Regions from separate parts of the Homo sapiens genome. Here region 1 is linked to region 2. A link is an interaction called in ENCODE POLR2A ChIA-PET data of the cell type or tissue named here. Cell type or tissue: endothelial cell of umbilical vein. All regions are shown on one strand. Links, peaks and the distances in the headings refer to the core of each region. The heading gives the core; the rest is flanking DNA.

Region 1 (4,396 bases), core at 332-4,331, 350 kb after region 2:
CACCTAATTTTTGTATTTTTAGTAGAGATGGGGTTTCACCATATTGGCCAGGTTGGTCTCAAACTCTTGACCTCAAGTGATCCGCCTGCCTCGGCCCCCCCAAAGTGTTAGGATTACAGGCGTCAGCCACCATGCCTGGCCCTGTTTTCCCCTTTTTTTTTTTTTTTTTGGACAGAGTTTCGCTCTTGTTGCCCAGGCCGGAGTACAATGGTGCAATCTCAGCTTACTGCAACCTCCGCCTCCCGGGTTCAAGTGACCCTCCTGCTTCAGCCTCACTAGTAGCTGGGATTACAGGCGCCCGCCACCACACTTAGCTGACTTTTTGTATTTTTAGTAGAGATGGGGTCTCACTACGTTGGCCAGGCTGGTTTCGAACTCCTGACCTCAGGCGATCCACCTGCCTCAGCCTCCCAAAGTGCTGGAATTACAGGCCCGGCTCCTGTTTTCCCTTGTTTAAACCAATTTGTTGATAGATAACACATACCCCTAGGACAAAAGTTACAAAATGGGAACCAAAACAGTATATAAGTCAGCAGTGACTCAGTTCCCCAGTTCTCCTCCCTGGAAGTAAACACTTAAAAATTTTTTGTGTATTCTTCCAGAAATAAATGCATATAATAGTAAAATAATAACATTTATTGAACATCTACTCTATGCCAAGCACTGTTATGTGCTTTACATTTATTAACTCATTTACTTTCCATAACAACACCATGAAGTATAATTAGCATCACTTTACATGTGGAAATGAAGTGTAGAGAGCATAACTTGCTCAAACATCACACAGAAAGGAAGTGAAATATTTTACTCAAGTAAAGACGTATATGGCAGGGTTCCTTGCCTCCAAGAATCTCACAGTATACCAAGGAAGAGGACATTGATATGACTAGTGATACAGGTTGAGTATCCCTTATCTATCTTTTTTTCTTAAATTTTTTTTTTTAATTTAACAAAGACTGGGGTCTCGCTGTGTTCCCCAGGCTGGTCTCAAACTCCTGGGCTCGAGCAATCATCCTGCCTTGGCGTCCCAAAGTGCTAGGATTATAAGGGCGAGCCACCCTGCCTGGCCCTATTTTTATTTATTTATTTTTTTTGAGACAGGGTGTCACTCAATCACCCAGAACTGGAGTGCAGTGGTGTGATCACGGCTCACTGCAGCCTTGACCTCCTGGGCTCAAGTGATCCTCCCACCTCAGTCTCCTGAATAGCTGGAACCATAGGTGTGCACCACCATGCCTGGCTAATTTTGGGGGTTTTTTAGAGAGATGAGGTCCCACTATGTTGCCCAGTTGTTGCCCACTATGTTGGTCTCAAACTCAAGACCAAGCCAGGGCAAAATAGTAGGACCTCATCTCCACAAAAAAAGGCTCAAGTGATCCTTCTGCCACAGCCTTCCAAAGTGCTGGGATTATAGGTGTGAGTCACCATAACCAGGCAAGTATCCTTTATTTAAATGCTTGGGACCTCCATAAATATATATATATATATACCCACTGTGTCCCCACAAAAATTAAAACTTAAAAATTAAAAAAATAAATGCTTGGGACCAAAAGTGTTTCAGATATCAAATTTTGGATTATTTTGAATTTTGGAGTATTTGAGTATACATAATGAGATATCTTAGGGATGGGACCCAAGTCTAAACACGAAATTTATTAATGTTTCATATATACCTTATTCACATAGCCTGAAGGTAATTTTATACATTTCAAATAATTTTGTACATGAAACAAAGTTTGTATTCAGTACCTTTTTTTTTTTTTTGAGACGGAGTCTCACTCTGTTGCCCAGGCTGGAGTGCAGTGGCGCCATCTCGGCTCACTGCAAGCTTCGCCTCCCAGGTTCACGCCGTTCTCCTGCCTCAGCCTCCTGAGTAGCTGGGACTACAGGCACCCGCCACCACACCCGGCTACTTTTTTGTATTTTAGTAGAGACAGGGTTCCACCGTGTTAGCCAGGATGGTCTCGATCTCCTGACCTCGTGATCCGCCCGCCTTGGCCTCCCAAAGTGCTTGTATTCAGCACTTTTTTGTGGAATTTTCCACTTGTAGTGTCATGTTGGCACTCAAAAAGTTTCAGATTGTGAAGCATTTTGGATTTGGGGTTTTTGGAGTAGGGATGCTCAGCCTGTAATAGCTAGCACTTATTAAATGCTGATTATTAAATGTTTTAAATGGATTACCTCATATAATCCTCACAATGAGTTCCTGAAGTAGGTTCTGTTATACAGTAGTATCCTCTATATTCACAGTTTTGATTTCTGCAGTTTCAGTTACCCACAATCCAAAGATATTAAATGGAAAATTCTAGAAATAAACCATTTATTAGCTTTTTAAAAATTAATTAATTAATTAATTTTTATTTATTTATTTATTTTGAGACAGAGTCTTGCTCTGTCACCCACATTGGAGTGCAGTGGCACAATCTCAGCTCGCTGCAACCTCCACCTCCCAGGTTCAAGCAATTCCTGCCTCAGCCTCCTGAGTAGCTGGGATTATAGGCGTACATCACCACACTTGACTGATTTTTTGTATTTTTTTTTTTTTTTTTAGTAATGATGGGTTTCACCATGTTGGCCAGGCTGGTCTTAAATTCCTGACCTCAAGTGATTCGCGCATCTCGGCCTCCCAAAGTTCTGGGATTACAGGCGTGAGCCACCGCACCCGGCCCCATTTATTAGATTTAAGTGGCATGTCAGGGTCTTCATTCTGAAGGCTTCTGTGTATATATATTAAATAAATTTGTATGCCTTTTCTCCTATTAACCAATCTGCCTCATGTCAGTAACTTTTCAGTGAACTTTTAGGGGACCGGGAGCCTACGGCCTCCACAGTATGGTGCAGTGATCAGGGTGATCAAAGCTACTGTTCTGTTCTGGAAGCCGTAGTGAAGAGAACCCAGGAAACTCACCTGCCTGCAAAGGGGACACAATTGGAAACACCAGTTATTTTATCAAGGTTTTGACCAGAATGGGATATTTTAAAATATGAGCAAACTGCTTTGAGGAATTGAAATAGACTTTATAGAACTGATAAACGTCCCTTAGAAAGACTGGCCTTGTGCCTTGTTTATGCAGGTCCTTTAGAGGGTTCCTGACCTGTGGCCCTGCAAGCTAAAACTTACATCTTGTGATATAGAAAAGAAGACTAAGACGTGACCACACTTGAACAGGTCTTTTTATGAGGATAATGACTGTCTCCAAGGATCATTTAAATTCTAAAGAAAACTATTTACAAGTTAATCCCTGCTCCCCCATCCAGTCATTCTCCTTCCCAACCCCTTATTGCCCCTAAACAGAATTCTTCTCCCCCTTCACATAGCCTGTTTTACCAGGATGCAAGCTCCCATTCTTTCTGTAACCTCAAGATGATATATAAGTTTCCGTAATTCATGGGGGAGGTGGGTCTTCATTCTGAAGGCTCCTGTGTATGTATGTGAAATCAATTTGTATGACTTTTCTCCTATTAAAAAAATAAATAAAAAATAAGTTGCATGCCATTCTGGGGAGCATGAGGAAATCTTTTTTTTTTTTGAGACAGAGTTTCGCTGTTGTCACCCAGGCTGGAGTACACTGGCACGATCTCGGCTCACTGCAACCTCTGCCTCCTGGGTTCAAGCGATTCTCCTGCCTCAGCCTCCCGAGCAGCTGGAATTACAGGTGCCTGCCACCAAGCCCAGCTACTTTTTGTATTTTTAGTAGAAATGGGGTTTCACCATGTTGGCCAGTCTGGTCTCGAGCTCCTGGCCTCAAGTGATCCACCTGCCTCGGCCTCCCTAAGTGCTGGGATTACAGGCTTGAGCCACCGTGCCTGGCCCTCAGTTTCCTTATTTGTAAAATGGGGACAATGAAAATTATGCCTTGCAATGCTGGGGATGGTGGCTCATGCCTGTAATCCCAGCACTTTGGGAGGCCGAGGCGGGTGGATCACTTAATTAAGGTCAGGAGTTTGAGACCAGTCTGGCCAACATGGCAAAACCCCGTCTCTACTAAAAGTACAAAAATTAGCCAGGTGTGGTGGCACATGCCTGTAATCCCAGCTACTTGAGAGGCTGGGACATGAGAATCACTTGAACCTGGGAGGTGGAGGTTGCAGTGAGATGAGATTGTGCCACTACACTTCAACCTGGGCGACAGAGTGAGACTCCGTCTCAAAAAAAATAAAAATAAATATAAATAAATAAATAAATAAATCAAGCCTTGCAAGACCATGATGAATAAATATGATTGGATATGAAAGCACCCAGCTAGGTGTCTGGCATGCAGTGTGAGAGCTCAGTGACCGGTCAAGAATATGGACAGATGGGAATAATACCAACAGCTAGTGTCTACAGAGCACTTACAATCCAAGCTCTTAACATAGACTAATTTATCAATGATCCTATTAAATATTAATAGGT
Region 2 (4,396 bases), core at 206-4,205:
CCCATTTTTCAGGCTCGTTCTTACAGTTAGTCCAGTCGGTGCCCCTCAGTGGAGCTGGTGCCGCGGCTCCTGGGAGCACACTGCCCTCCACTGTCCACAGAAAGACACAGCAGCCAGACAGAACGTGCCTGTCCCGCAAGGCTAAAATCCAGACTAAAACGAAAGAACCCCTGAGACAACGTCATTACCTTCTTATGAGGAAATCTCTTGGCTTGACTATTGAATCCTTTTTTTTCTGATTCTGGGATTACTGAAGCTTGAGATTTAAAAGGAATGGAGGATTGTGTTGGATATGCAGCAGTAAAACCTAAACAACAAAAATGGAGTAAAATCAAAATGAATACAAAACAATGATTGACAAATGTGGAAAACACAAAGGTGTATATTAAAGTTTTATTTTAAATGGTAGAGAAGAGAAACTTGCCTTTTGACAGGAAACAGACACGAAACCGGATTAAAAAAAAAATTCCCCACTTTCTTTCCCTCTCGGCAATTTATCGGACTTCCCCCCTCCAGCTCTTAAATTAGTGAGATGTGGTCACATAAAGTACCTTAAACAGGCTGTCCCGGAGAAAAGGAAGGAGATGATAGTAAAGACATTCTTGCCAGGCAGGAAGGAGACAGCAAAACTATTCTGGGAGCAGCCTGGACGAGGCGCGGTCAGGACAGAGGAAGCGTCCTCACTGCTCCTTGGCCTAGATTCAGACACCAGCATTAGGCCGTTAAAATCCAAAGAGGTTAGGGAAATCCCAGCCTGGGGCTGGCTCTCACTTTTCAGGGCACTGTGCAAGACAGGTGTAAGTTTTCGTTTCTGTTTTGAGCAGACATGGGGTTAAAAAGCAGAAAGGGATCATCTATAGAAACTGAAGTTAAAAGTTCCTTTGTCTAGGCTGCGATGTATACATGCATGTCTGATGTATAAACTCCCCTCCTGCTGAGACTTCCACAACTGCTAGAACTTGGCAGCATCTGTCTGCATAGCAGGTTGATTATAGACTCTAACCTGTAAGTGTAATGGACTCTGACTCCAGTTTTTTGATGTTTGATGGCTGATAGCTCTTCAGCTTCACCACTCCCTCATTCCCTTCTGCCCTACCACTGGGCAAGCGGATGAGAAAGCCCAGAGCTCCCTCCTGTGGCACCAGCTGGAAGTTCAAACCACGCAGACCCCTGCCCTCAGTCCAGCCTCGCTTTCCAACCATAAGAAAACCCCCAAGCCAGGCTCCTTTCCCTGCTCTCTCAAGCCATTATTGGATCAGGTTAGGAAGGCTGTGCTGCTGTCCTCAGAAGGCCTCACTATGTGGGTGATAAGCCTTTTCCTACACTCTTCATGAGCGTGTGTGTGGCACCGTAAGTCTTGACATCCAAACCAAATTTTGGGTGGGGGGGTGCATCCTGACTCTGTAGGCTGTTCACAACAGTAAGCCAAATTATTTTAACATCAGAATCCTAACCTTCAGAGAGGAAATACGCGCAGAAATGGGGGAAAAAAAACAGTCAAGAGAAGGAAAGAAGAAAGTATGTGTTAGCCATGACAGAGGGTGGTTTGTATGGAAACTATCAGTAAGGCTCATTTCTTCATCTCTGAATTTTTTTAAAAAACAATACTCCTTTTCAGAGCAGGAAGCCTGAAGACAACAGGGACCCCTCAAGGGGTACAATCATGAACCAGCTTCACAGTTGAGGAAACTGAGGCTTAGAGGGATTAAGTTACTCATCCGAATCACCCAGCACTTAAGCGGAACAGGTAGGGTGTGAACATGATTTGCCTAATGAGTCCAGGCTCTTGAGCTCTGAGCTGTGCTTCCTCTTCCTGAGCTGGCCTCTAGTAAGTGCTCAATAAACACGATGGGGAGAGGGACACTGAAGCCTAATCTGCCTGGGTGGAGGATGAAGCAAGTAAAAGGAGCTGAATACGTGTTTAAGTAGAAAATATTTGGGGATACCAATATACAGTAAATGTATTCTTCTCCTCCCCTCCCCATTTAAGTAGATGAATGGCTATGTTTTTGGTTTGTTTGCTTTAAGAGAGCTATACAGCAAATCAAAAGGCAGAAGCAGCTGCAAGACTTCCTGGCTTTTGTTTCTAAAAGCCTAAGCCTATAGAACAGCTAAGAGAGTGTGCAGAGGAGGCAGTAAAAAGAGAGTTATTTAAAAAAGGTTAAAGGAAGGACATTCTCCTGGGGAAAGGAGAGGTTTCTGCCTGACTGGAAAGGAGATCCAAGGCTTCTGGCTATAACAGAAATGCATGTGTCAGAGCAGCCCTCTTGATGAAACAATTTAAAAAGTAGAATTTTTGAAAAACACTCTGGATGACTGAACTCCTATTTCTTACCAAAACAGGACTAGATTTGCCCTCCCAGCTGGAAAAAAAAAGTTAAAAATGGGCAAGATATATAAAGCAATCAAGATACTGGACATCAGGCAACAAAGGACAGGGATCCCTGAGAGAAGCAAAGTAAATGAGGTTGGCAATAAGATGGTCCCCAGCTTTCTGCCAGGAGAAAATCTCAAGACCACAGCACAGGAAGAAGGGATCCAGATGGAGCCCCGTGGTCTTCCTGAGTTGAGGAAATAGATCTGGGAGTCCAGAAAGACCAAGACAGCTAAGTTCACAGAGCAGAGTACCAGAGAAGAGAGAGCTACCCAGATGGAGAGCTATGGAGCTCTGCAACGGGGTCCCCTGAGTAAGTTCCTGGGTATTGACCAACACATGGCATGAGAAAACTACCCAGGGCTGGAGAAGGAACCGCCTGGCAGAATTCAAGTGAGCAATCCCTGAGGCTTCCACAGGGCCGGGAATAGCTCCTGTTTTCATGAGTCACAGCGGGAAAACCTCATAATTCATGGAACATAGAGTATGCAGGAGGGTTTCGCCTCAGAAATGGGGCAAAATTACCCCTAGACTAAATACTGCTCTGGTTCCAGCTAACAAAGCTTTAAAGCAGGACCTGAAAAGATCAAACTGTCTCCAAATAATTTAACTGCATCTCAGAACAAAGCACAAGAATATTTATGGGACTACAAAAATAGCACCTAAGAGGTAAAATTCAAAATACCTGGCATTGATAAAAAATTAATAGGAGGAAGAAGGAAAAATATACTTCAAAGTGGGGAGAAAATAAATGATCAAAACCAACTCAGAAATGATACAGATGATAGAATTAGTGGAGAAGAACATTATAACTGCTGCACTAACTGTATTTCATATGTTCAAGAAGCCAGAGAAAAGACTGAACATATTAAGTAGATATGGAAGATATAATGACAAGATCCAAATCGAACTACCAGATGTGAAAACTAAATGTCTGAGATTAAAAATACACTAGATGAGATGAATAGCAAATTAGACATTAGAGGAAAAAAAGATTAGTAAACTTGAAGACCTAGAAATAAAACTATACAAAATAAAACAGAAAAAGGACAAGAAAAAGGATTAGTGAGCTGTGTGGAAACTTTGAGGAGCCTAATATATATGTAATCAGGCTCTCAAAAAAAGAAATATGAGGAGAGAAGAAATAGAAAAAAATAGTTCAAGAAAAAATGGTTGAAATTTTTCCAAATTTGATTAAAAAAACTATTGACTCACAGATTCAAGAAAGTCACTTAACATCAAATACAAGAAACATGAAGAAAATGACACCGTAGGCCAACCATAATCAAATTGCTTAAAAAGTGATAAGAAGAAAATGTTAAAATTGGGCAGAGAAAAAAGACATGTCACATATGAAGAAACAAATACGAGAATGACAGCAGATTGATACTGAAAACAACACCTTTAAGGCAATAAAAGGAAAAAAAAAACCTGTCACCCTAGAATCCTGTACTCAGTAAAAATATCTTCAAAAGCAAAAGCAGAATAAAAACTTTTAAAACTATATAAATATTGAAAGAATCATCAGCAAATGGGAGCTACAAGAAATGTTAAGGGAAGCCCTTCAGGCCAAAGAAAATGATACCAGTAGGAAATCTGAATCACATAAAGGAATGAAGCTCTGGAAATAGTAAATATGTGGGTAAATAGAAAATATAAAATTATGAGTATAAATTGAACAATTTTTTTTTTTTTTTTTTTTTTTAGACGGAGTCTCGTTCTTGCGCCCAGGCTGGAGTGCAATGGCGCTATCTCGGCTCACTGCAAGCTCTGCCTCCCGGGTTCACGCCATTCTCCTGCCTCAGCCTCCCGAGTAGCTGGGACTACAGGCGCCCGCCACCGCGCCCGGCTAATTTTTTGTATTTTTAGTAGAGACGGGGTTTCACCGTGTTAGCCAGGATGGTCTCGATCTCCTGACCTCATGATCTGCCCGCCCCGGCTTCTCAAAGTGCTGGGATTACAGGCATGAGCCACCAAACCCAGCCTTGAATAATTTAAATATAACATTTTAAACATTTAAAA

Evidence for each region. Peaks named below come from ENCODE experiments on the same cell type or tissue, not always from the same donor. Only the 100,000 strongest peaks of a DNase experiment are listed, where the experiment ranks them.
Region 1: POLR2A ChIA-PET joins it to region 2 with 8 read pairs; 3 of 35 experiments call an interaction of 5 or more read pairs at or near these places.

Annotation. Positions count from the first base shown.
Region 1 is chr1:24,736,796-24,741,191 of GRCh38, forward strand. No RefSeq gene overlaps it. Among named protein-coding and RNA genes, the nearest start is that of CLIC4, 6.5 kb to the right of the region's middle. In endothelial cell of umbilical vein, for the core only: no CTCF peak of the experiment used is centred there; no DNase peak of the experiment used is centred there.
Region 2 is chr1:24,391,373-24,395,768 of GRCh38, forward strand. It overlaps STPG1 (sperm tail PG-rich repeat containing 1), which reads right to left. Exons shown (of 9, transcript NM_001199013.2): 3 at 189-307. Among named protein-coding and RNA genes, the nearest start is that of STPG1, 20 kb to the right of the region's middle. RefSeq lists an enhancer at 686-935. In endothelial cell of umbilical vein, for the core only: CTCF peaks have their summits at 1,124 (motif pointing left) and 1,323; DNase peaks (open chromatin) are centred at 969 and 2,689; H3K27ac peaks cover 1,253 bases.